2 separate regions of the Mus musculus genome follow, and region 2 is linked to region 1. Evidence: chromatin loops called from intact Hi-C (ENCODE). Cell type or tissue: heart. All regions are shown on one strand. Links, peaks and the distances in the headings refer to the core of each region. The heading gives the core; the rest is flanking DNA. Region 1 holds the start of Ppt2 (palmitoyl-protein thioesterase 2). Region 2 holds the start of Notch4 (notch 4).

Region 1 (12,776 bases), core at 8,471-12,470:
CCGGTCCTGGCCTCCAAAGGTCAAGGGGGATGACACATGCCCACTCTGACCCTCAGCCCCCTTGTCTAGTCTGGGGGTGGCATGTCAATTCCACCCATGAGGCCGAGGCCCAAACTGGCAGAGCCTGGGGCTTAGCCCCCTAACCCTAGGCTGGGACAGGAAGAGAATTGTCTTCAGCAGGAAAGAACCCGCAGAGTCAGGAACCCACACAGAATGGGCATTGAGAGGAAGGAAACACCAAGGGGGTCCCCACCCCAGACCAAGCATCCGGGCATCCAGGCCCCAGGCTCTCTATTCCCACCCTCCTGGGGGAGCCCAGTTCCCCTTCACCTGGGAATAAGCCAAGCCACGCTGAGGAAATGGATCTTTTATTTCTATAAATACAGGGACCACCCACTCAAGGGTAGTTAAAAGAGGGGCTGGGGCCTCAAAGAACCTAGGCTCCCAGGGGATACCCCAACACTGATCATAGGGACTGGGGGATCCCCAAACCTGAGATGGGCCTTGCAGGCCACAGATATTCCCCAACACTGACACTTCAAAAGTGGAATTGTCCCCATAGGGGAGCCTCAGAACACCCCCTCTTATGGGTGCCCCTCTTGGTGGGGAGGCTAGCCACAGGGAAGTTGAGAAAAGAGGGAAACGGGGATAACAGAAGCTAAAAATGTCCTGAGTGGCCTGGAAGAAGACCCCTGAGGTGGGCAGGGGCTGGGTTCTCCTCCGATACAGCCAGACCCGGAGAAGCAACAGCAGCGGTGAAGCCACAGTTAAAAACCTGGCACTTGCTTCCCAACCTCAGCCGTGGCAGAAAGGGAGAGCGTGGAGGCGTCCCCAAGTGAGGACATGAGGTAGGGGACCAGGACTTGTCATTCACAGAGGAGCAGGGGGGGAGGGGGGAGGGGAGCCCTGGTGGGGGTCGGGCAGTGTGGGAATGACAAGATGGTTGCAGGCATGCCAGAGCCTGGCATCTGCTTCCCAAGGCCACCGCTTGATCTCTGGGCTGGGGAATTCCTGGAGACCACTGAGGACATCTTCAGGAGAGCCACGGCTCAATGCAAGTATCGTAGAGCGTACGGTTAGAGTGCCACGTGGTGTGAGAGATGCCAGCCATGGGACACCTCACTATGGCCCCCCGGGCCAGGAGAGTCTTCAACCCAAAAGAATCTCGAAGATACACCTTCGAGGTGGGCCGAGGGCCATGGAAACATGGAAGAAAGAGAGACAGGAGTGAGACGCTGCTCATGTCCAGACCAACCTCTCCCTCCCTCATGAAGCAGGAGTCAGAGGCAGAAGGAGCCCCAGAGTGAAGTGGAGACAAAGGGAGGGGGAAGGCAAGTCTTTGGAGGGGCTTACCGGCTGCTCCTCCATCTCCAGAACTGTCTCATTGGCATCATAGAAACCAAAGAAGCTGCAAAGACATGTATGTGCATAGAGGTTATCAGGAGAACCAAGGAAAATTCATGTGCATTAGTGCCCCCACAGAGACTCATGGCCCCGGGAGACAGGCAGCCTAGAGCACACTCAAAGGCTAAGAAGTTAGGGGGCATCTGCGGTAGTACACGCCTTTAATCCCAGCACTTGGGAAGCAGAGGTCGAGGGCAGCCTGGTATAAAAAGTGAGTCCTGCGGCCAGGGTTCTGTTACACAAAGAAACCCTGCCTCGAAAAACCAAAATAAATAAATAAATAAATAAATAAATAAATAAAAAAGATAGAATTTAAGATCTAGAGAACTGGTTCAGAACAGCATAGCCAGCCTGTTACACAAAGAAACCCTGCCTCGAAAAACCAAAATAAATAAATAAATAAATAAATAAATAAATAAATAAATAATAAAGATAGAATTTAAGATCTAGAGAACTGGTTCAGAACAGCATAGCCAGCCACTCCTCCAGGGGAGTTGGGCTCAATCCCAGCACTCAACATGGCGTCTCCCAACCCTTTGTAGCCCCAGTTGCAGGACATCTATGCCATCTCATGGCCTCCCTGAATATAGGCATGCGCATGATACACACACAAGCAAACCAGTCATACACATAAAATTTTAAATAAAATAATTGCCTGGTCGTGGTGTTGCACACCTTTAATCCCAGCACTCGGGAGGCGGAGAAGCAGGTGGATCTCTGAGTTCCAGGCCAGCCTGGTCTACAGAGTGAGTTCCAGGACAGCCAGGGCTACACAGAGAGAGATCCTGTTCCAAATAAATACTTTTTTAAAAAGCAAACACCTTAAGTTTGGGAGCGGGAGAGACAGGTAAGAGCAGCAGGTAAGAGCAATGGCCGCTCTCCCTAGGATGCTTTATCTGCACGCACACAAATCCACATATGCACACACGCCTACACATGACCCAGAATAAAAATCCTTAAAAAAGAAATTCAAGAACCAAGTATGGTGGCTTCTGTCTATAACCTCAGCACTGGGGAGGCAGAAGCAGGTGGATCTCAGTAAGTTCAAGGCCAGCCTGGTCTACATAACGAGAGACCATATTTCAATAAAAGGCCCGGAGACTGTGGGAGTGAGAAGAAAGCAGGCTAGGAGTGAGTCCTGGCCAGGGAAGCAAGCCCTAGCCAAACAGGGCGACAAGGTGATACAGCAGGAACAGAAGAGCTGGGTTAGCAGGTGTGGGGAGTGGGAGTGCGGGACTCCAGCTCTGGCTATAAAACTCTGGGCTCAGCGGTTAAGAGCACTGGCTGCTCTTCCAGAGGTCCTGAGTTCCATTCCCAGCAACCACATGGCGGCTCACAATCATGTGTAATGAGATCAGATGCCCTCTCTTCTGTCGTGCAGGTGACATGCAGATAGAGCACTCATAAAATAACTAAATCTTAAAGCTAATGCCCATCATCCTGTGTAAAAGTGCTCCCCCTCGTGGAGGGGAAGGGAAACGCTATGGACAGTCTGCTCTTACCAATTGCTAATGCAAGCGTAGGCAAGCCTGAGAGTCCCTGTCCCATGGGTCCTGATAAGGCCAGTGACTACCGCCCCCAAGTGAGCTAGGTAAGGGAGGGGCTAGTGAGATGGCTCAGCACCTAGTGCTCTTTCAGAGGATGCAAATTCCATTCCCATACCCACAAAGGTGGTGGGGGATGGGAGTAGTGCTCACAGCTGCAGGTAACTCCAGCTCCAGGGGATCTGACACCTTCTTCTGGCTCAGCAGGTGAAGGTGCCTGTTGCCAAACCTGACAAACTAAGTTCAACCCTACAGACCCACATAGTGGAAGGAAACAAGCCAGCCTCTGATTCTCCACGTATGTTCATATAGACATATGTACATGAGCATACTCAAAGTATATCAATATATGTAAACTGAAAACTAATAAATCCTAAAAGGGAGAGGCTTGCAACAGACCATATGCTATTTAACCATGAGCTATTACAACCATGGCGGTTTTTTTTTTTTACACATGAAATGCCATTGTGTATGTAAAAGCCACCCTTACTCTTGCACTGTTTTTATTTGGGAAGGTTGTCACTCCTTCTTCAATCCTCCTAACATCTTCCAATCCCACCTAGAATATTTTATTTGTTGTTGAGACAGAGTCTCACTTTGCAGTCCTGGCTGTCTTAGAACTCATTATGTAGACCAGGCTGACTTTGCACTCCACGATCCACCTCCTAGTGCTGAGATTAAACAAGTGTGCCACCATGGCCAGCCCAGTCTATTTTTATTTATTTATCTTTTTTTATTTTATGTGTATGGGTATTTTGCCTTCATATATGTATGTGCACCACAAGCATTAAGTGTCTCTGTGAGGCGCCATGTGGTTGCTGGGAACCAATCCTGGGTCGTCTACAAGAGCAGCCAGTGCTCTTAACCACTGAGCACCTCTTCAGCTTCTGTATTTGTTAAAAAGCAAGCACACTGGCTGTCAGGAGTTGGAGGAGGGGAATGTTTAAGGAGTGTGAAACTTCAGTTTAGTGGACAATGTTTTCCAGAGGGATAAAGGTTAACTTACACAAGTGTTAATGAAGCTAATGCCACAAAACTAAACCTTTAAAAACCATAATTTCTAAGGTTGGGTATGCAGTTGGGCTGGCAGAGTGACTGCCAAGCATGCACTGGGTTCTGGGTCCTATGCCCAGCATTATATAAACTTGACATGGTAATAAATATCTACATCTGTAGCTGTACAACAAACTTGAAGCCATCCTGGATTACATGCTACTCTGTCTCACAAAAGCTAAAAAAAATAAAAATTATAACTTCTGCCTACCTATCTACTACAATTCTGTCTATCTGTCCTTCTCTCCTCCTAGTGCTAAAATCAAATCCAGGAGCCACGTGTGGTAGCACAGGCCTTTAATCTTTCAAGAGGCAGAAGGATTTCCGTGAGTTCAAAGCTAGCCTTGTCTACAGAGCTACTTCCAGGCTAGGCAGAGAAAACCCTTTTTCCCAAAACAAGCAAGCAACAATTACAACAAAAATTGAGCCCGGGACTTCAGCGTGCTGACCAAATACACCCTCTCAGCTCATTATTGTTTTGAGTAGAGTCTAATTGGTAGCCCAGGCTGGCCACCGTCAGAAATATCCTTCTGCCTCTGCCTCAAAGGTCCTGGGATTACAGTTGAGCAGACTATGCTCAGCTACAGTTTGTCACAATAAAAAACAGCTCGAGGGCCTGACGGCTGCTGCCTCTTACTGCCTTCCCCAATCCTCACAGGGATGGCCTCCCATGGCATGTGCCTTCCCTTACTTCCTCAGGCCTGCTCAGATGGCAGCTCCTTCAAGGACACTTCCCTCCCCACAGACTCCACCAGACCTGTTCTTTCACCGCACCTGCCACCAGTATTTCTGATCTACTGTCTTTAGGGACGTTCTTTATTGCTGTTTCCCCAGAGCCCAGAACGGCACCTGGGCACACACGGCACTCAATAAATATTTGCTTGAGTAAATGTCAGGCTCCCAGATCAACTCATGACGACACACCAGAGACAGGTGTGCAGTGCTGCGGAGCCATCAGCTTTCCTGCGGAATGAGATAAGATGGCGGACCCTCATTCTTACACTGTAGTGACATCAGAGTCCTGACTTTGGTCTTCTGGAGATTTTTGTTTGGTGTTTTTTTTGTGTGTGTTTGTTTTTTGGTTTTTTGTTTTTGTTTTTGTTTTCCGAGACAGGGTTTCTCTGTGTAGTCCTGGCTGTCCTGGTACTCACTCTGTAGACCAGGCTGGCCTTGAACTCAGAAATCTGCCTGCCTCTGCTTCCAGAGTGCTGGGATTAAAGGCATGCGCCACCACGCCCGGCTGGTTGGTTTTTTTTGTTTGTTTTTTTTTGAGACAGGGCTTCTTTGTGCTGCCCTGGAATTTACTATATAGACCATGCTGGCTTTGAACTCAGAGATCTACTTGCCTCTGCCTCCTGAGTGCTGGGATTAAAGGTGTGTGCTACCTCACCCGGCAGTCTGACTTTGATACAATGTTCTAGTTACCTACGATATGGCCTCTAGGAAAATCTCCAGAACAAGCACAGTACCATGATAAACCATCTCTCAACCCTCCTAAGAATCCGTGATCACTTCAAAATTATGTATGTATAAATATGTAGTTTGGGCTGGCGAGATGGCTCAGCAGTTAAGAGCACTGACTGCTCTTCTGAAGGTTCTGAGTTCAAAGCCCAGCAACCACATGGTGGCTCAGAACCACCAGTAATGAGATCTGATGCTCTCTTCTGGGGTGTCTAAAGACAGTTACAGTGTACTTACATATAATGAATAAATCTTAAAAAAAAAAAAAAAAAGTGGTTTTTGAGGTTGGGTCTTATGTAGCCCAGGCTGGCCTCATTGTCACTAGGTAGTCCAAAGATGACCTTGAGTTTCTGACCCTCCTCTTACCTCCTGGCATGTGGCCCCTGTGACTGAATGTGGGGCCTCAGGCATGATAAGCATGCTACCAGCTGAGACACACCTCCAGCTGCCAAAATTTTTGGCAAACTTTTTATACCAGTTTGCTTGCTTGCTTGCTTGCTTGACTGCATTGGTATTTTGTTCTGTTTTGTTTTGACAGTCTCACTATGTAGCCTGAAACAGAGATCCACCTGCCGCTGCCCCAAGTGCTAGGATTAACTATTGCTGGCATTAAATATATCTGTTTTGCGGGGGGCGGGGGGTATTGGGGGACTTTCAGGATAGTATTTGAAATGTAAACGAAGAAAATACCTAATAAAAAATTGGAAAAAAATATCCGTGTGTGTTTTAGTGAAGCGATCTCATTGTCTTGCCCACACCCATACTGAACTCCTGGGCTCAAGTGATCTTGCCTCAGACTCTAATTTCTAATTTCAAGTATGCAGAATACTTGCCTAGCATGTGAAAGTCCCTGGGTCTGATCCCCAGCCCTGCCAAGTAAGAGTGGGTGTGGTTAATAATGCCAGTCATTTGGGACACAAAGACAAGAGGTCCACCCATCAAGCCAGAGTTATGCACTGGGACCCTGTCTGTCTCTAAAAGAACATCTGCTCTAGGGGCCCCTAATAGGCCAGGTTTGGGAGATCAAGATTAGTGGGGGTTAGAGAGCCAGTCTTCAGCCTCTATGATCCCACATTACCTAGATTGCCAGGGAGTGATAACGCCATCATCAGGACCCCCAATCAGCACCAGACGGCCCACGCGAAGGAAGTTCTTCCGCCATGCTGTAGAGACAGGGGAGAGATGAGTCAGCCATAGGCGTCAGGCCAGGTTTAGGGAGGAAGAGAAGAGGGGACACAGGTGGAAGTGGCGGTCTTACCAGTGGCATTGGGATGGTCTCTTTCCCCATTGATGAGGGCCAGAAAGCTGCTGGCATTGAGGTACAAGTCATCGTGGTGAGGATCTGAGTAAAAAACAACAGTTAGCAGGAGTTGGGAAGGAACGGGTCAAGAGCCTGCCCGGTGCGCCCGAGGCCCTGAGTTTGGACCTCAAGTATCACAGGAACCAGGAGGCATGATGACGCACACCTGTAATCCTAGCACTCAGGACGTTAAGTCAGGAGAATCACAGTTCATAGTCATCCTCGGCTACATAGAGTTCAAGGGGGCTGGCTGTTCTCCCAGGACTCAGCACACAATGGTCTGATGCCATCTTCTGGTGTGCAGGTGTATATGCAGACAAAATACTCACATACACAAAATACATAAATAATCTAATAGTGAAGCTAGGCATCCAGCCACACCACAGAAGAATAAAAATAACTTCAACGTAATGGAAGGCAGTTCTGAGGTTTGTTTTGTTTTGTTTTTTTGAGACGGGGTCTATTTAGTCCTGGCGGTCCTGGAACTCCTATGTAATTCAGGACAGCCCATGTGGCTTCTAACACAGAGATCACCATGCCTCTGCCTCTCAAGTGCTGGGATTAAATGCATGGACCACTCTGAGCGGGCTGGAAGGCACTTTCTGGTACCCTGTATGGGCCAGTGGTTAAGGCTGCGTGTTACTCTCATTGATTTAATGCTTACAACCACTTCCCGAGGCGCATGCTTTATTATTCTATAGGAGGAGACTGGTTCCCAGAAAGCTAAGTAAGGTACCCAAGGTTACCCAACAAAATCAGGCTAATGTGGCCCCAGCATCTACATTATACTATAACACACTGTATTATCCTAGAGGTTGGCCAAATCCTGCCTGTAATTTGTTTCTGTAAATGAGTGGGGTGGCCACTCATACTCATTTATAGGGCCCATGGTCCACAGTGCAGCAGCTGAACTGGGACCCACAGTGGTGGAAAGAGAATAGACTCTCCATATTTTAGACATGAGCATACACACACACACACACACACACACACTCACATACACACACACTCACACATACACACACATCCTCACACACACCCTCATACACATACACACACACATACACACACACATATACACTCACACTCATGCACAAAGAGAGACTGCCAGTAAAGATAAGCTGCCACACCAACCCCAGTAGAATCTGTGTGACAAGTTCCACAGAGTGAGGCAAAAACTTCAAAAGGAGGCCTCCTTGAACCTGTTGTGGAACTCTAGGCTGGAACAAAATATCTGTTTTGTTTTCTCTTATTTCTTTTCTTATTTACATGTTCCTGGAAATCTAGGCCAAGATCTTAAGCGAGAGTAATGGGTAGGAAACCATCCCTTGAGATGGGGACACTAACATGACCTTATCCCCAGGGAAACCAATGCTTTACTTTACAAATCATTTATAAAGTTATATAACAGCATCATGACAGATAAAAACTTTCCTAACGGGCTGGTGAGATGGCTCAGTGGGTAAGAGCACCCGATTGCTCTTCCGAAGGTCCGGAGTTCAAATCCCAGCAACCACATGGTGGCTCACAACCATCTGTAACAAGATCTGATGCCCTCTTCTGGAGTGTCTGAAGACAGCTACAGTGTACTTACATATAATAAATAAATAAATCTTTAAAAAAAAAAAAAAAAACTTTCCTAACAGTAAAATTGCATATCGCTGCATGTGTGTCATCGGAGGTGGGCTTTCGTATATGGTAAAGAAAGCCGCCGGGCAGGCATGGTGCACACCTTTAATCCCAGCACTCAGGAGGCAGAGGCAGGTGGATTTCTGAGTTCGAGGCCAGCCTGGTCTATAGAGTGAGTTCCAGGACAGCCAGGACTACACAGAGAAACCCTGTCTCGAAAAACCAAAAAAAAAAAAAAAAAAGACAGGGTCACTCTGTAGACCAGGCTGGCCTTGAACTCAGAAATCTGCCTGCCTCTGCCTCCCAAGTGCTGGGATTAAAGGCGTGCACCACCATGCACGGCTTGAGAAACCCTGTCTTAAAAAACCAAAAACCAAACAAACAAACAAAAAAATCAGGCATTAGATGTTAAATAATTGACTATAAAGATTTATTAACCTGCTCTTGGAAATATGCCACTAGCCTTGGGTGGATGCCCCTCTGAATACATCCTTTCAGAGTTGTTACGCTTGGATGATTTCTATTAATCATCACATGTTCTGTTTGTGAGTCAGTGAATATATTTTTTCAGAGTTCTAATATTTGTTCTTTTAATGTATAAGATCCCCTGCTTGAGAGCTGCAAAACACTCAGATTCAAACTGCCTCTGTGTTTGTTTCTGTTTGTCACTACCAAATCCTTACCCACCTAGGCTTCGAGGACCCTCATTTCAGGGACCCCCTATACCAGACTGGGGTGGTCCATGGCAATAAGCCATTTTTTTTTAAATTTTTGCATCAGACTACACTCTTTGAGGCAACTGGCTGGTTTGCACACCACATTCTGAACAGTGTCTATTTTATAAGTGTTAAATGGAAGCGATTGCTTTGGTTATGTCAGATTGGGAGCAACAGGCCTCATCCTCCGTAGCACCCCGACCACGGAGGCCCACTCACCGTGCCAGTAGTTGCAAATGGAAAATTCCTGGCCCCAAGGACTATAGCAGACCCGATAGAGGTTAGACCGCATGGACGTGGGGAAGAGCCATTTCAAATAGTCCGTGTCTGAAAGAGAACCGCCATGCCAAGGGCCATCAAATCTCTGTGCCCCGAACACACTATACTGCCTTCTATGGCACCCACAGTGCCCACTCACCTCCATACTGGCCCATCTGTGGGGAGGAGAGGGAGATGAAAGAGTCCACATTGTGGTTATCCATGACAGACAGCAAAGCACGGCACACCAGGCCCCCTGGAAGCAGAGCACCAGTGTTGGAAATGGTCTTTTAGGTTGATTGATTTATTTCATGTATATGAGTGCACTGTCCCTGTCTTCAGACACACACACCAGAAGAGGGCATCAGATCTCATTACAGATGGTTGTGAGCCACCACATGGTTGCTGGGAATTGAACTCTGGACCTCTGGAAGAGCAGTCAGTGAGTGCTCTTAACCGCTGAGCCATCTCTCCAGCTCCGAAAGGGTCTTAAGAATAGCCACTGGAGTGATCCTTACTTCCTGTCTCTCAGAATCCCAGGCCTCCGATACACTCCATTCCAGCACGGGTCACAGGTCACATGATGGAGCCATGGTGCGAGTTTAGGCCTCTGACCAACTGAAATGCTTTTAGCTGCTCTGTAATTCCTTAAATCTAAGAACCATGGCCAATGAGCACAGAAGGAACCCTCCCTCCCACTCAGGACACAAACGCCAGAAAGTAGGCCTTAGATAAGGGTCAAGCTCAGACGGGGGTTGGGAGTTAAGAGTGTGCGTTGCTTACCCTGGGAGTAGCAGATGAGGTGCACTCCTTCAGGGGCCTTTTCCATGATGGGGACCACAGCCTCTCGGAACCCTTGTACCTGTTCCCACAGGGGCCGCAAACTCTCTCTGCCATCGAAGAGATCAAGCACTGTCACCACAGTCCCGGTGTGTGTCTGTGGGAAAGGGGCAATGCGGCACTAGGTTGGACAAAGTGTATTCACTGTGCTTGCAGGAACCCCCATCCCTCAGCTCTCCCCGTGCGGGGAGCAGTACCCTGAAAACTAGCCTAGAGGGGCTGGCTGTCTTTCATCTGCCCACGCTTCCTCCCCCAGCCACTTTATATCCATTCAGTATCCCCCACAGACCTCATTGATATAGTCCAGCAGGTGGCGGAAGCTGTATGAACTGTCAAAGAGCCCGTGCACCACGATCACGGGCTTGTAGGACCCGCGGTGGGCTGCGGGGGCTGCGGGCATCAGCAGCGGCAGGAACGGCAGGAGAAGCAAAGCCCAAGCCGAAGGAAGCCTCTGCCTCCATAGCCCCGGCATGCTCCCACCTGAGAAGGAACGAGAGGCCGTGAGGGAGACGACGCCTCTCCACTCCCAACAGACTCACAGCAAGCAACTCTCCGGCCTCCGCTCCTACTCCTGGTCCGTATGAGGGAAGGCTACTTTTAACTTACTCCATCCAGATGGCTCGGCACAAACACCTACCACCTCCATGCACCAATGCTCACCCTAAGTCCCGCCCCCAACTTGGCGCCCAAGGGACTTTGTCCCAAGGCCCAGGATCTCCCTTAAGCATCACCTCGGCCATTCACTACTCTGGGATCTGCAAAGGCCGGGGAACAGCGGCCCAGGACACACGGAGAGTGGAAACTCCCACCTGGTCTGTGTCTGGAGGCTTCGTTCCGCCAGCTGTTTACTTGTACCTAGTCTGTAATCCACCGGATACGGGGATAGGGGGACAAGGAGAGCGCGCAGTGGGATGACGGACGGGGCGCGGGGGGGGGGGGGGGGGTGCTGCTCGGGGTCGCGCAAAGCCGTCACGTCCGGGACTTTCCCTGGCAACAGGGCGAGCGTCCCCTGCAACGCGGACAGCGGACCGGAGGGGCAATGGAACATTCCATTGCACCCAAAGAACTGGGGAGGAAATAGACAGAGCGATCCATTTAGCCGGATGGGGAGAGGCAACAGCAGAAAAAGATAATACTGGGTTTCTAAAGAAGGCATTCCTAGGCTTCAGCTGCATCCAGCCACCCAGGGGTGCAACTTCCCCTCCTTAATGCGGCCCACTTTCCAATCCAGGCTGTCTGGCTTCGTAGCAGAGCCCAAGAAAACGTGCGAGGGGGGAGGTTAGGACTGACGAAAGGCGACTCCCGCTTCTATCGCTGGACGCCAGGCTTGTGTTAGGCCAGAGTGCCAGGCCGATCACAGCTGAAGAGCCCCTCTTCCCACTCCTGCCTGCCCTCCCGCTCCGGATCAGCGCCTTACAACTCTTCACTTTGAAGTGCGTGTTGTGCCCTTGTCTCCGGAGACGCCGAGAGTCCTCCAGGCCCCTCAAGTGAAGTGCAGCCTGACCCAGTTTCTCTGGCCCTACTTTTATCTCCGCATTCACGACCCACCCTCCCGGACCCACCTTATATGGGCGTGGGGCCCCGTGGGCTTCAAGGACTCACCACAGGATTTCCACCAGTCTTTCAATCCTGAGCGACCCCGACAAACTGCTCCTCAGATCCCTGCGGGCTGCTGGCGACACAAACCCTGCCAGTGCAGGCAGACTTCCTCCCCGCTGCGGGCGCTGGCACCACTCGGCCTACCCGTGACCCCTACGGCGCGCCGGAGTGCCAGGGAATAGCCTTTATCCGTCAGTGCTTTTACTTAGCAATTAAATAAGTTTGCAGGGTTTCTGAGCTTCAAGGCCTGTACTCAGGGACTTTGTTTAATCTGAACTTAATAAAACCAGAAGCGTGTATTGAAGATGGTGTGGGAGGGATGGGTCCAAGGTTCCCTCTGATCCATGCACGGTTGAAAAACCAGAACCACCGGTATGAGGCCGTGGGTAAAAATTTCTCAGACCTGGAACGGGCTCAAGCCAGGGCTTTGGAGACTGCTCTCCAGGACGCCACCAGAGGGGCTTTGTCCTAGAGCAACTGTCTCTGGAGAGAGTTGGAAAATCCTAAAGGGGTGTTTCTGATTCTCCTGCTAGGTTTCTGCAAAAAAGGCTCAACTGGTGTAACCTCTGTAGAGGGCCTATCCTTACCCCACCTCCCCACCCACGCCCTTACAAGACACAAAAAGCAAATAAAAAGAGTGGAAGTCACCGCTGTGTCTTGGGTTGACTCCGGGGGTGGATCTGCGTCTTGGGGCAGGAGGAGGGGGGAGAGAGGGAGTGCTTTAAGGAGAGGTTGTGACTGCTGACTGGACCAAGAACTCTTCAGCCCCCAACAAGCACGCTTTTCCAAACCTGCCTGTCACAAACAAGCAATTAGAGCTTGCTTCCCTCTGATGAAGCATTTCAGCTTCTTATAACCCTAGAGAAAGAAGGTACCTGTGTACCCCCACAGGCGCTTTCTTTTTCTCCTTTTCTTTAGCCACAGTCAGCATCTTACCTCTATTGTCAGGCTGTATATGGGGGAGGGGGGGTC
Region 2 (14,957 bases), core at 6,254-10,253, 63 kb before region 1:
GGTCCAAGGAGAAGTCTATTTGTCTGTCCTAACTGTCCATCATGATTGTGGAAAGTTGAATGGCAGAACCCTGGTGATCAGAGATCCTTTATAGCAGACAGACTCTCTTACTGCACCAAGCTAGACTCTGAGGACTTAAGAGAGCAAGCTGACCCAAGGCCATGAGAGACCATGGAGACTCACCCACCTCACCATCACCACCATTGAGAAAGACCAGAGATTGATGTCAACCAAACATGCCAAAGAGAGCAAACTGTGAGGAGACAGGACAGCTCAGTCAGGTAGTCAGCTGCAAGACCTTGCTTCCTCCAGAGGCAGGGAGAGCACTCTGGTTCCACAGCCCCCTACACTCAGCAAGTGTTTGGGGAAAACTCAACAGAGTGGTCGAAAGCCAGACAAGCTGTGCAGATACGCAAGCCCTTTGGGTCCCTGGGATGGAACTTGAAGACATTTACTGAGGGCCAAATGGTTTTGAGGTCTGTTTTGTTTTGTTGCTTATTTTATTTCTTCCTGTCAGTCATGCTGAGGAAACTCATATATGCTTACGAACATTTAGACTTACGCATGTGTGATTTTCTTTTAATTCCTTCCTCATATTAGGTGCCAGTGAAATTACTTTCCATCCATAAAGAATAAAAAACTCATCTGCAGTATCTTCAACTTTTGCCTATTTACGTGATTGCTGCTAGATTTAAAACAGGGTTTCGCAAGCGGTCCATGACCTCGTCTGCCCAACAAAGACGGTTCAAGTCTATTCTTAGGGTGTGACAAATCTTCCTGAGAACGAGATAACCCCAAAAGCCTCCCAGCCATGGGTCTCCCAGGACATAACTGATACTCAAAGGACCCAGGGACCCTTAGGGACGAGCTCATTCATCTCTCCCAATCCTTCCTTCACCCAACACAGACTCCCTGACCCAGGCTGGCCCTGCCTCCTGTGCCGAAGCCAAAAGGCATGACATTCAAAGGTACTGGCTTAGCTCACTGACCAGGGCAGGGGCACCATCTGGTTGAGGGACACTCCATCCCACCTGGTTCTCAGCCCTAAGGAACAGGGCATTTCCCTGAACCACCCTTCTCCCTCCTAGGACAGACTTTCCGGAAGACATCTATACTATTGAAGATAAGCACCGTAGGAGTTTAGCTGATGTGATGGAAGTTGATTCTCTTCTGTACCTGCTGGCCATGCAATACAAGCAGAGCTTGGTTCCTTTGTATGCAGAGGAGAGGGAGCAAGCAGGGTACGATGACCAGTCTCCACTGACAACTAGACTGGATGGTGAGTCGCCCAGGAGACACACACCTCTGTGAGAGCCCGTTAGGGTGTTTCCGAGGATACGTAACTGAGTAGAGAAGAGCCACCCTGAAAGCAGTCACCCTGTCCCATGAGCCAGGGCAGCCAGCAGAAGAAATCAGGAGGAAGTGAGCTGAGCTTGAGCATCCATTTTGCTTCCTGCCTGTGAGCAGGATGTGACCAGCAATCACGTTCCTGATGTCTTCCTTCTCCGCTGGAACAGACTTTATCCCCTCAGACCTTGGGCTGAAATAAAGCTTTCCTTCCTTCCTCAGGTTGCTTTGCTGGGGTATTTGGTTAGAACAAGAAAGTCACCCAGCTTTCAGTGGCTCGGGAAAGCAGAGAGGGCTGGCCACTGTGGCAGTGCTAGCTGACCTTAGCATCCCGTCCCCCACAGAGACTGAGACACAGAGGCTTGCCTTCAGGATGACTGCATGTCAAAAGAACGGATCTTGGGCCTTCGAGGGGTGTTTCTGAGTTGACACATGTGCGGTTACAGGGACAGCCTGTTACAGGGACAGCCTGTCTTTGCAGGTCAGGACTGTTAGGTGCCGGTTGGGGCGAGCAGTAAATTATCCTGGCAGCTTTGAGCTTCCCAAGTCTGCACTTTAAAGGGATCTGGGTCATCGGAGGGACATGGCCTTCTGCTGCTGCGATCCATTGAGGCCGGGGTGGGAAGGCAGAGTTCTGCGGTTCTCACTGTCCTGAGGGACCAGCACCGTGAGGTCAGCCCCAGAACTCTCATCCCCTAGGGGCCATGTCTCAGCCTCCATGAGGCCAGAGCAGCAGGCACCTCACATGAGGTGTGGGTGATTCCCCTGTAAGGAATTGCGCTGAGACAGCTTAAAACCCTCTCTGAGTGGGGAAAAGGTCACCTAGGAACTTAGGTAGGGAATATGGCTCACTTCTGTTAATAAAAAGGGCCGATCCCAGTCATTACACAGACTGCGTTTCTCACTCCTGGCTTAGTAGAACAAGGTCCTGCATAACAGTCCCCCACCTCCGAGTTCCTTTGCACTAATACATCATTCCCCCAGAGATGAAGCCACCGGGCGTGGCTGAGGGAGGAACTCAGTGATGCCTACGCTTTTCCACTCACAGTCCATTTTACCCCCAAGACGTTTAGACTACTGAGATTGTAGAAGCATAGAAAATAGGTATATTTCACCCAAATCATTGTCTACAGATGTTATATTCTAACCACTGAGTCCCTCACCCCGTCACCCCTTAACTAGTCTCTTCTGATGCACAAGCCGGCAGCAGTCTAGAGAGAGGCATAACTTAGAATCCATGTGTACCAGGACAGGACACCGCAAGCCACATTTGTCCCAAGGAAAGAGATGGCATTCGACTGTTCCGTATAACAGCCACGAGCCAGCTGGTTCTGCTTAAATCCATTTAAATTGAAGAAAACTGAGGAGGAGGTGCAACTCAGTGGTAGAGCACTTCACTATGGGCAATGCCCTGAATTCTGTTCCCAGCACTGAAACAAAGGCTGAGGTAGACTGTGCCTCACAAGCGCATAGTCCTAGGTTCAAACCTTAGCACTGCATAAACCAGGAATGGTGTTACTAGGTGATAGCAGGACCAGGGATGCAGAAAAAAGGATCTGAAATACAGCATCATCCTAAGCTCCTCCATGAGTTCGAGGCCAGCCTGGGCTACATGAGCTCCTGTCTCAAAAATAAATCAAAGGGGCCTGGAGAGATGGCTCAGAGTGCTGGCTTCTCTTCCAGAGCATGTAGGTTCGATTCCCAACATGGCGATTCATAACCATCTATAGCTCCAATTTCAGGAGCTGTGACACCCTCTTCTGGCCTCGTCGGGTAGTAGTAGGTGCACAAACACCCAGGCAAACACCCAGACACATAAAATTAGATTTTAAAAAGGTAATGTTGAATTGAGTATATATAGGCTGGAAATGTGGCTCGGAAGGTTTGCCTTGGGCATAGAGTCTCGGGTTTGCTCCCCAGCTCCCCAGCACCTCACAGCCCAGGTTGTGTAACCCTGGAGTCCCAGTGACTGGGAGCCAGAGGCAGAAGGATTGGTGCGAGGTCATCCTCAGGTTAAGTGTGAGATGAGCTACAAGAGATCTTGCCTCAGATAAATTAAAATCCAAAACTCAGGGCCCTCAGTCTGCAGTCTCCGACAGAAAACATTTCCATTCCCTGGACAGAAAGATTCACTGGGCAGTGCGGGGAGACTGACCGGCTCCTGGGTCCTGCAGGAAAGGGTGCGGAAATGCCAGCTCCTGGGTCCTGCAGGAAAGGGTGCGGAAATGCCAGCTTTTGTCTGGCACCACTTCCTTTTCTGTTTACAATAAAATTGAATGGCCTTTTCTGAAGAGCCTCGATAATTTTTGATGCATTGAAAATACTTCTGTAGAATTCCTGGGACACAGGAGAAGCCATGGGAGTGGTCAGGGGACCTCGCCAAACTTGCTTTGCTGAGAAGTAAACCCCTTCTCAAGAAGGCCCGAAGTGGGAGGTGAGGCTTACAGTACCATGCTGGTGCTTGAGAGACAGAATGAGAGTCAGGGGGCCATGAGTTCAAGGTCAATGATCCACACTACACGGGGAATCTGAGGGCACCCTTGCCTCCAGGAGACTCTTTAGGGCTGGGGAGACGACTCTGGTTAAGAGAGCTTGATGCTCAATAATGAGGACTGGAGTTTGAATCCCAGCTGCCTGTGACTCCAACCCTAGGAGAGCCAACACCTTCTGAACCCCTCGGGTGCCCACACTCACTTGTGCACATACTTAGGTGCATATGCACACCCATAGACACTTACAAACAGGAAACAAGTCTTTAAAAAATGCAATGATCGAAATGTAAAACTCCATAGGTTGGCTTTAGAGCAGAATGGAAATTACAAAGGAAAAGGGACCATGAACCAAAAGGTAAGGCACAAATCAACTTGATTGGAAGAACAGAAAGAGAAACGGTCTGGAAATATGGGAGCCAACACAGCGTCATAAGGGAAGTAGAGAGCAAGGTGCTCCACACCTCACCGAGAGTGCAGCGGATACTGCCCTCCTGTGGGTATTTAATGGCGCAGGATGTGCTCAGCGCTAGGGGAGGTGTGGGCGGGGCGGGGTGGGGCGGGGCGGGGCGATGGCCCTGCTTATCACTAAAGCATCCAACGGTCAAGTTCAAAAGCAACTAGGCAGAAACTCTTGTTGGTACCAAGCAACGCATCTAAAATGGACCCCTCGGGCTGGTGAGATGGCTCAGTGGGTAAGAGCACCCGACTGCTCTTCCGAAGGTCCGAAGTTCAAATCCCAGCAACCACATGGTGGCTCACAACCACCCGTAATGAGATCTGATGCCCTCTTCTGGAGTGTCTGAAGACAGCTACAGTGTACTTACATATAATAAATAAATAATAAAAAAAAAAAAAAGAAAAAAAAAAGATTTATAAAAAAAAAAAAATAAAAAAAAATAAAATGGACCCCTCCCAATAGAACAAGCTTTGTTTGTGTGTTATGAGATTTTTATTTATATTATTTGGCGTCCGGGTGGGGATGTGTTCATGCGCACTGGAGAGGGTGCACCTGTAGAGGCCAGCAGAGGGTGTCTGATCCCCTGAAGTTGGTGTTCTAGGCAATTGTGAGCCACAGGATGCAGATGCTGAGAACCAAGCCCAGGTCCTCTGGACAAACATCTAGTGCTCTTAACCTCTGAGCCATCTCTCTGGTCCCAGAGCCGGGTTTTACAGTTTTATGTTTTCAATCATTCAGACCCCAATCCTTGGAGAAGTTGCTGACTGTGGTCAACCAGATGGCGACGATGATAGTTTAGATGGTTTAAAATAAAATAATAAGGAGAAGAACCAAAAAAGAAAAAAGAAAAAAAAGGGGTAAGGGATGGGAACACCGGAGGGGTTCTAGTTTGGATCAGGGTGGCAATGAAGGGCCTAGACTAAGGCAAACTTGGGCCGAGAAAGGTACTCATGGCAGGAAACACGCACAGGAACGCTGTCCTTCCTTATGTGGAAAGTTCCTACAGCTGAGGTGTGAATGAACGATTGACACAGTTATCCTTCTCCAGGGATATACAATGAAAGGAAAGCCCAAGTCTGAGGGGTAAGGCGGAAGGGGGGGGGGAGGGTTGGGGAGGGTTGTACCTCACTACACCCGCTACCTCGCTACCTCGTTACAGAGATCATGTTCCCCAGGCAACTGATCAGTGTCCATCTCGGAAGCTGGAAAGAGAAGGAAGCGCTCTGAGAGATGCCCACTTTGAGCCCTGGGAGATTACCGGGACCAGAGCAGCACAGGCAGCCTGAGCAGGTGCCTCGCCTCCGGCAGGATAAAGTGAGCAGTGCCCTGCGCAGCCACACACACAGCCCTTCCCCCACCCACCCCTGCTTCCCCTTCTGCATCACCACTTCCCTGTCTGCGTTACCATTTCTCCTTTCTCACAAGCTCCAGCCTCCCTTCTAAGTGATGTGAAGCTGTCTCTTCCCACTGAGCTTTGGTGGTTCCTCCAGAAACCAGGTGTCTCTTCCAGGTTTCACTTTGCTGCTCGGCCAACACCAGGTGCCCCAGATCTGCAAACCAGGCACAGGAAAGCAGGGACTGCTCACACAGGATATTCCCAGATCGCAGCTGCCTCAACTAGGGCCTGCTATGGGAAAATGACACATCTTGAGGACAATGGGCTGAAAGAACAGACAGGAAATGCACAAGAGACACGAAAACTGTCACACATGTGAAACAATGTTAACCCTAATTAACAAAATGGGGTGGGGTTGTCCGCAGTTTAATTAAAAAACAAAAAAAAAAACAAACCAAACCAAAACAAAAAAAAAAAAAAAAAAAAAAACACTATTCTGAGATGAAGTCTTCCCAGGCTGGCCTTAGATTCCAGTCCTCCTGCCTTAACCAGCACAACTGCAATTTTGAAGCAACAAAGAGACATTGTGGCAAGAAGTCGAATGAAGAGCAAGAACTGGAGATCTGGCAACAGTAAGACATACGCAGACATTACTCACTGGAATAGAAAGTCCTGCACTGTCTGCTGGAGGATGCTGCCAAGGCTTAATGACCAAGTTTTCATTCCATGGTCATCTGTAGGCTCATGAGTTTACTCCCAGTTAGCCTAAGAAAGCAGGCAACCACACAGATGTGTAAGCTCTAGTTCCTGCAAAACAGTTGATCCTGTTGAAAACGGACGCCCTCTCTGACAAGTCTCAATAGGAAACTAGTTGAAGTGACCTAGGGCTTATATGGTAGAGCCCTAGGCAAGCGGTTAAGAGTGATGGGGGGGGGGGGGTGCAGTTAGCTCTGTAGTGGGGCACATGCTTATCACATATGAGGCCCTAGGTTTGATACCAAACATCCCCCCAAAACACCTCAAACATCAGACAGTCTCAAAGTTTAGAGCCATCTGTAAAACCAAATAGCTGACTAAATTCCCAATATAAGGCTAAATATGATTATATATTATAATATATATTATATGATTATATATAATATAGTATATATATATTATATAATAGTATATATGTATACACACACATATATATGAATATATATATATTCATATGTGTGTGTGTGTGTGTGTGTGTGTGTGTGTGTGTGTGTAGTGGCTCAGTGAACCAGGACTGGCCCAGGGTGCATGAAGCTCAGGGTTTGATTTCCAATGCAGTGTAAACAAAGGGGACATCGGTGCACAGCAGTAATCCTAGCAATTAGGAGATGGAAGCAGGAGCATCAGGAGTTCAAGGTCATCCTCACCAACACAGCAAGTTCAAGGCCAGCCTGGTGGGGGTGGGGGCACACTGTCAGTGTTCCTAGCAGGCAGATCCTACTGCAGGCAGCTTCCAGGACTGCTCGAGGCTGAGCAACCTGCTCCTGCAGACAGCTCCTCCACCCTGGGCCGTACCTAGAGCTTGCAGAGCTCCAAGAATGGCTGACTCCAAAGCTGTGCTGGGTCCTCAGGGAGAGTGAGCCCTGGGCATTATAGCACACACTGTAATCCCAGCACTTAGGAGACTGGGGCAGGATGCTCGTGAGTTTGAGGCTAGCCTCCACTACCTGGTGAGTTCCAGGCCAGCCTGGGCTACAGAATGAGACCTTGTCCAAAGTTGAGGTTTTTTTGTTTTTTTTGTGTTTTTGTTTTTTATTTGGTTGGTTGGTTGGGTTTGTTTGTTTGCTTGCTTGCTTTTAATAAAGATAAAAGGAGGTAGCATGAACTTTTGGGGGTAATGAATTCCCTTTATGGTTGTCTTTTTTTATAGATGACTTAAATTTTATGTCTTGACTAACATCTTGACTGTACCCCAGCATCCTTTGTGGAGGAGAGAGGTAGAGGTGGATGAAATAGAGTGTCCCTTTGTTATTGGTAATGACAATATTTTACATTCCTCTCTGAAGGAAGGCCAAGCCTCCAGACTCGTGGTAAAGTATCAGTGTAGAACACGGGAAGCCTGGGTTCCGTCTCCACTCGGAGGAGGGCCCAGCGTCCTGTCCACTCCCCAGGAAAAAGCCAGGCATGGAGTCATGTGCCTGTAACCTCAGCACCCAGGTGGCAGCTGCAGAAGGATCCCACAGGTTCCAGGCCAGCCAGGACGATTCGCACAGCCAGGATGTTGCGCACAGTGAGATCTTGTCTCAAAATACCTTTTTAAAAAACTAACACCCCGGGCTGGTGAGATGGCTCAGTGGGTAAGAGCACCCGACTGCTCTTCCGAAGGTCAAGCCACCACATGGTGGCTCACAACCATCCGTAACAAGATCTGATTCTCTCTTCTGGAGTGTCTGAGGACAGCTACAGTGTACTTACATATAATAAATAAATAAATAAATAAATAAATCTTTAAAAAAAAAAAAAAAAACTAACACCCCCAGAAAGAGCCAAGGAAAGGTCTAAAGATCCCCTGGGTTTGCCAAAGTGACCGGTTTCAGTTCAAGACACGTTGCTGCTCCTTTGAAAAGAGGGTGTGTCACACCAGAAACTGAGAATCCTCCCCTTGTCCCAACACCTCTGTCTAAGACCTGCCCTTCCTGGGTCACAGTAGCATTCCCTTGCCACTCCCAGTCCTGTGAAAAGGAAGCCGTATTGACCATTAAAATGACAGGAACTCCCCCATTTGGCTGACCCCCCACCCTGGGCCCTAAGAGCAAACCAGCTCCCCTCCCGGCCAGCCACGCCCCTCTCTTACTCTCCCTTGTCTTCCTTCACACACACACCAACCTCTCGCTCCCCCCACCCCCCATCAGTAGGGTGTCCAGGACATTGTGTGACTCAGGAAACAGCTCAGACTGAGGCGTGCAGCAGGCTCAGGAGGAAGAAGGGCGGTAGAGGCAGAGGAGGTGGCCTTGCCTGGCCACAAGGGCTCTGAGGGTCCCTGCCTGAAGAGGGAGAGGAGATCCGGGCCAGGGGCAGGCGCTCTGGAATGCAGCCCCAGTTGCTGCTGCTGCTGCTCTTGCCACTCAATTTCCCTGTCATCCTGACCAGAGGTGAGGGGGTGGGGGCATATCTCTCTTGGGGAGATGCTTGGTGAGGTCAGGGAAGAAAGCCAAGTCCCAGGCTCTGAAAGGACACTGGAGGGAGGAGATTCTGTCCCCTCTAATGGGGACAACCTGCAGGGAGGGCTGACTGACTCCGGGGCTACAGGAGACCCAGGTTTGTGCCTGGTGCTAGGGGTGGTGCCTGCTGTTGGGTGGGAAGGAGGGTGTCCATGCCCAGGGAGAAGCCAGCTGGTTCTGAAGTAAGAGGAACAGACAGACAAACAGGAGAAAAAATGGACTGCCTGATATGGGGAAGAGAGGAGTGAGAAGCAAGAGATGGAGACAGAGAAGAGCCCACCGGCTCCCTTTCTGTCCAGATGTCCCCAACCCCAGTGGCTCATTGCTGGCCTTTCCTGAAGGAAATCCCTTAGGTGTCTCAGCCATTCACATCCCAGGAGCGCTCTTGGCTCCCTCCTAAGCCCTGTTGCCCTGCTTCCGGGGGATGGAGCTGGGCTGAACTTGGGAGACTGGAGAATAAACAGGAAAGGGGTGGGAAGAATAACAAGCTATGAATGGAAGGCCTGGGACAAGGCTGGGACAAGGGGACCCTGTGGAGACTGGGACTGGGGTGTGAAGGAGAGAGAGAGAATGATAGAGCACCATGCACCTGGGTAACATGGGGTGGGGGAGTGCTGAGCTGCTGGTCAGTGGCCTGTAAGGAGGACCTGGTGGAGGAAGGGCAAGCCATCTGGAGACCCTTGGACCCTGGGCTCCATCTCATCTTCCAGTCTCTTCTCCAGAGCTTCTGTGTGGAGGATCCCCAGAGCCCTGTGCCAACGGAGGCACCTGCCTGAGGCTATCTCGGGGACAAGGGATCTGCCAGTGAGTGTGCATCATAGGAGCGGGACCTGGGGAGACAGGACGGGGAGGAGGAGGGGGAATCACTGGCCTGAAATGTCCCTCTACCCCTAGGTGTGCCCCTGGATTTCTGGGTGAGACTTGCCAGTTTCCTGACCCCTGCAGGGATACCCAACTCTGCAAGAATGGTGGCAGCTGCCAAGCCCTGCTCCCCACACCCCCAAGCTCCCGTAGTCCTACTTCTCCACTGACCCCTCACTTCTCCTGCACCTGCCCCTCTGGCTTCACCGGTGATCGATGCCAAACCCATCTGGAAGAGCTCTGTCCACCTTCTTTCTGTTCCAACGGGGGTCACTGCTATGTTCAGGCCTCAGGCCGCCCACAGTGCTCCTGCGAGCCTGGGTGGACAGGTAAGTACAATCAGGAGGAGCCTGTAAGTCATTCTTGTTGCTGTGACTCAACTCCCCACAATGGCAGTAGCTGCCTGAAGGAAGGAAGGCTTTATCCAGGCTCAAGGTCTGAGGGTTCAGCATCCTGGTAGGGAAGTCCTGGTAGAGGTGACAGCCTAATATTGAACAGAAACCCAAAGCTGCCAGATCATACAAGATTTACAGTCAAGAGCAGAGAGAACGGCAACACCCTTGCTTGCTTGGTCTCATCTAGCGTTCTCCTGCCATGCATAGTTTGAGACCCTCACCTAGGGAATGATGCCACGCATAGGGAATGGTGCTGCCCACAGTGGGCTGAGCCCTTCTGCATCAATTATCAGTCTAGAGGATCCCAAAGACAAGCCCACAGGGCAACCTGACCTAGGCAATTCCTCAACTGAGGCTTTCTTCTCCGGTGATCTGGGTTGTGGCAAATTGGTAGACACAACTAACTAGCACACAGACGTAGATAAGTGCTGGTACACGGCTTGCTTGCTTTTTATGCAAGTCCGGAACAGCAATACGGGAATAGTGCTGCCCACATTCAGAGTAGCTTTCCCCACTTCAATTTTCCCAATCTGTAAACTCCCTCAAAGACATACCTTCTGGCCACTGCAGGTGTTGGGCACACATGTGGTGCACAGACATACAGACATATGCAAAACACTCGTAAACATGTAAAAAAAATCTGTAAAATGGAAAAAAGTAAAGAACGGGACAGTCGGGCCAGCAAGACTGCTCCGTAGGTAGCACCTGCTTCCAACCCTGGCAACCTGAGTTCAATTGTGGGATCCACACAATACCATGGAAGGAGAGAAACAAAAGAGTAGAAAGCAGGGCTGGAGGTGGTAGCTGAGCTGGCAGAGTGTTAGCCCAGCATGCATGGATGCCAGCATTTGATGCAATGGTGCATTATTCAGCTGCAGAGGCTGGAACACACGCCCATACTCAAGAAGTAGATGCAGGAGGATCAGCAGCTCAAAGTCAGGCTGGGCGGTGTAGTAAATCCCAGCATTCAGGAGGCAGAGGCAGGAGCATCTCTGTGAGTTAGAGAGTAGTGTTGTCTACAGAGCAAGATCCAGAACAGCCAGGGCTATGTAGAGAGACCCTGCGTCAAAAAAGGAGAAAGAGGAGAAGTTTGAAGTCATCTTTAGATAATGCTGATATTAGATCTTGACTTAAAGAAAACCAAAATGTGAACAATAATAGCAACAACAACAAGAAATTCACTCAGAGAGGCAAAGTGACCCAGCAGGGTACCACTGCAGGGAACCCTTGTCCCAAGCAATTTGTAAAACTCCCACTGTTAGCTACATGTGCTTTCCAAAGTAGAGGGTGTGAGCAATCCACACACAAGCCTCCTACCTAATGTACAGCAGAACAAAGACAGGCCAGGGAGCACCAGGGTAAATGGGCTTGAGAAAACAGGTGGGAGACGGGGAACGCAGGCAGGGCTCCTGCACACAGACCGCTGAGCACACTTCAACGCATAAAATAGACAGGGCAGTGCCTGAAACCGCCCCCTCCCCCACTCCAACCCTGTGCCCTGCTGCAGGTGAGCAATGCCAGCTCCGAGACTTCTGCTCAGCCAACCCCTGTGCCAACGGAGGCGTGTGCCTGGCCACATACCCCCAGATCCAGTGCCGCTGTCCACCTGGGTTCGAGGGTCACACCTGTGAACGCGACATCAACGAGTGCTTCCTGGAGCCGGGACCCTGCCCTCAGGGCACCTCCTGCCATAACACCTTGGGTTCCTACCAGTGTCTCTGCCCTGTGGGGCAGGAAGGTCCCCAGTGCAAGCTCAGGAAGGGAGCCTGCCCTCCTGGAAGCTGTCTCAATGGGGGCACCTGCCAGCTGGTCCCAGAGGGACACTCCACCTTTCATCTCTGCCTCTGTCCCCCAGGTAAAGCTTCCTGAGGCTCTGCTGCAACCCTGCCCCCTCAGGCTCGGTTTGTTTCTGCTAAGGTTGAAATAAATCATATTATAGCTATAGGTTGGGCTGAAATAATAAGCCAGGTGTGTCTTTGAGTGACAATATGTATTTGTAGAGAAAATGAGCCACTTATTAACAGGACTGACAATAAAATAATAGCTATTGTTACTTCGTAGGAAGTTGTTTGGGCTTGTAGTGCACCAAACAGTGAATATTTTGAGTTGGAGGCTCATCCTGATCATAAGATGGAATATGCTGATGCCTTGATATTGCTAAGATAAATAAAATTCCTAAATTTAAATTAATTAGAGGGTGGGGGTATTGGTAGTGGAATTTATAGACTTAGAGCTAATGTAAGTGAAAGAGTTGGTGCAATAATAAATAACGATATTGAGGTTGTTAAACGGCGTACAGGCTCTATGGCTGATTCCATGATCCTGACAGGTTTCACGGGGCTGGACTGTGAGATGAACCCAGATGACTGTGTCAGGCACCAGTGTCAGAACGGGGCCACCTGTCTGGATGGGCTGGACACCTACACCTGCCTCTGCCCCAAGACATGGAAGGGTGAGTTGTTCAGAGCAAATTCGTGGCGGCAGCAGTGCCTGCTCCTGGTCTCCCTCCCCACCAGGCTCCCAATGCCAGCCCTTGTCCCCTCTCCATGCCTCTACAGGCTGGGACTGCTCTGAAGATATAGATGAATGTGAAGCCCGGGGTCCCCCTCGCTGCAGGAACGGTGGCACCTGCCAGAACACAGCTGGCAGCTTTCACTGTGTGTGCGTGAGTGGCTGGGGAGGCGCAGGCTGTGAGGAGAACCTGGATGACTGTGCAGCTGCCACCTGTGCCCCGGGATCCACCTGCATCGACCGTGTGGGCTCCTTCTCCTGCCTCTGCCCACCTGGACGCACAGGTACAGATGGAGGGCATGGTGGAGAGGCATGGAGGGCAAGAGAGAGCCCCAAGGGGCCGCTACAGCCTTGCCCTCGGTCTCCCACAGGCCTCCTGTGCCACCTGGAAGACATGTGTTTGAGTCAGCCGTGCCACGTGAATGCCCAGTGCAGCACCAACCCTCTGACAGGCTCCACCCTCTGCATATGCCAGCCTGGCTACTCAGGATCCACCTGTCACCAAGATCTGGATGAGTGCCAAATGGGTAAGGGTCCCCGCAGAGCCCCTGAGGCCAGCCAAGCCCTCCATTACCAAGAGAGGACAGGCAGGGCAGTTGGTTTATCAAATTGAAAAACTAAACCAGCTGGGCAGTAGTGGCGCATGCCTTTAATCCCAGCACTTAGAAGGCAGAGGCAGGCAGATTTCTGAGTTCGAGGCCAGCCTGGTCTACAAAGTGTGTTCCAGGACAGCCAGGGCTATACAGAGAAACCCTGTCTCGAAAAACCAAAACAAAAAACAAAAAAACCTAAACCAGGCATGGTGGCACATGTAATCCCAGAACCCAAAGCAGGAGAAAGTTTCAACTACATATTGTGTTCTGGGACTTCCAGAGGTTCACAAGTCCCTGGTGGGGCTGCACAGAGAGGTCCATGGTTAAAGCAGTAGCCATCAGGGAGGGAGGACTCAAGTTCAAACCCCTAGGTCCCACATTAGTACCAAGTGGGCATGAGGGCCCCTCTGTAATTCCAGCTTCAGAAGGCAAAGACAAGGGGTGCTCAGAACAAGCTGACTGGACAGAGTAGCTACACCCACCACCTCTGTGTCTGATGTAGAGACCCCTGCTTCTGTGAGTAGGGGCAGCGGGGAGTGGCTGAAGGGAATTCCCAACATTAGCCTTGGACTTTCACATTTACACACCTGTGTGCTTACCCACACGTGCGTGTGCCCACACACATGCATATCGCACACACACAAAGTGGTGTGTGTGTGTGTGTGTGTGTGTGTGTATAACAAAACAACAAAACAGCTTCACATTTTCTCTGCATGAGTCTGGGTTTGGCTCAGCTCTTCTTCCCAGCACTGAACTCTCCAGAGTTCATTGCCCAGTCATCCTCCACTATATGTAAGTACACTGTAGCTGTCTTCAGACCCTCCAGAAGAGGGAGTCAGATCTCATTACGGATGGTTGTGAGCCACCATGTGGTTGCTGGGATTTGAACTTCAGACCTTCGGAAGAGCAGTCGGGTGCTCTTACCCACTGAGCCATCTCACCAGCCCCATCCTCCACTATAAATACACAGTCCCCTTCCCAGTTCTCTCATCTCCACATACAAGTGTCCTCCCCACACACACCTTCCCTGTCAGTCTAGCCTCCCTGTCCTCTCCACCCCAGCCCCCATGGACTCCCAAATCTTCTCTCCTCCCAGCCCAGCAAGGACCCAGTCCCTGCGAACATGGCGGCTCCTGCATCAACACCCCTGGCTCCTTCAACTGCCTCTGCCTGCCTGGTTACACGGGCTCCCGCTGTGAAGCTGACCACAATGAGTGCCTGTCACAGCCCTGCCACCCAGGCAGCACCTGCCTGGACCTGCTTGCAACCTTCCACTGCCTCTGCCCACCAGGTAGAGCTGGGTGGGACTGTGGGTGGGTGAGACAGAGAACTAACTTTGAACCCAAGGGGAATTGCCTAGCCAGAGTGACTGGCATCAGGCTATCCAGCAAGCATCTTTCTCTCCCCACACCCAGCTAAAACTGGGGAACCCACCACCCCTAGAAGGACAAGCTGCCCTGCAGTGAGAGTGTGCACCTTGAAGTTCAGGGATACGGTGCTCCACCCACTTCATGATCATCACAGAGTGTGCGTCCTGGTCCACCGTACACAGTGGATCAGCCAAAGAGGACAGAAAGGCAGTTAGTACATGTGCCAGCCCAGAATTCACACACACACACATACACACACACACACACACACACACACACACACACACACATACACATACACACACTTAATCGCACACTCTCCCATGTAGAGATGAAGTGCAGAGCATTGAAATACCACATGGGCGGTGCACCTGGAATTGGTGCAGTAGCAGAGGGAT

Evidence for each region. Hi-C counts contacts between places; a loop is a spot of excess contacts. Peaks named below come from ENCODE experiments on the same cell type or tissue, not always from the same donor. Only the 100,000 strongest peaks of a DNase experiment are listed, where the experiment ranks them.
Region 2: a loop joins it to region 1, with 2.5 times the contacts of the local background. A loop is called at or near these places in 20 of 42 quality-filtered maps.

The regions. Positions count from the first base shown.
Region 1 is chr17:34,616,311-34,629,086 of GRCm38, forward strand. Ppt2 (palmitoyl-protein thioesterase 2) reads right to left here and starts at 11,125. Exons shown (of 9, transcript NM_001302396.1): 1 at 11,015-11,125; 2 at 10,495-10,685; 3 at 10,149-10,302; 4 at 9,526-9,621; 5 at 9,327-9,434; 6 at 6,721-6,804; 7 at 6,541-6,625; 8 at 1,354-1,408; 9 at 352-1,177. The coding sequence starts at 10,677. The coding sequence ends at 1,034. It also overlaps a transcript of Egfl8 not described here. In heart, for the core only: a CTCF peak has its summit at 10,513 (motif pointing right); DNase peaks (open chromatin) are centred at 10,551, 11,231 and 11,791; H3K4me3 peaks cover 2,594 bases; H3K27ac peaks cover 2,316 bases; H3K27me3 peaks cover 134 bases.
Region 2 is chr17:34,555,750-34,570,706 of GRCm38, forward strand. It overlaps Notch4 (notch 4), which reads left to right and starts at 8,546. Exons shown (of 30, transcript NM_010929.2): 1 at 8,546-8,760; 2 at 9,552-9,633; 3 at 9,724-10,019; 4 at 11,593-11,940; 5 at 12,415-12,537; 6 at 12,644-12,880; 7 at 12,968-13,123; 8 at 14,286-14,480. The coding sequence starts at 8,697. Gm31560 (a long non-coding RNA gene) reads left to right here. Exons shown (of 4, transcript XR_003952414.1): 4 at 1,089-1,564. In heart, for the core only: a CTCF peak has its summit at 8,640; DNase peaks (open chromatin) are centred at 7,802, 8,542 and 9,232; H3K4me3 peaks cover 1,537 bases; H3K27ac peaks cover 1,689 bases.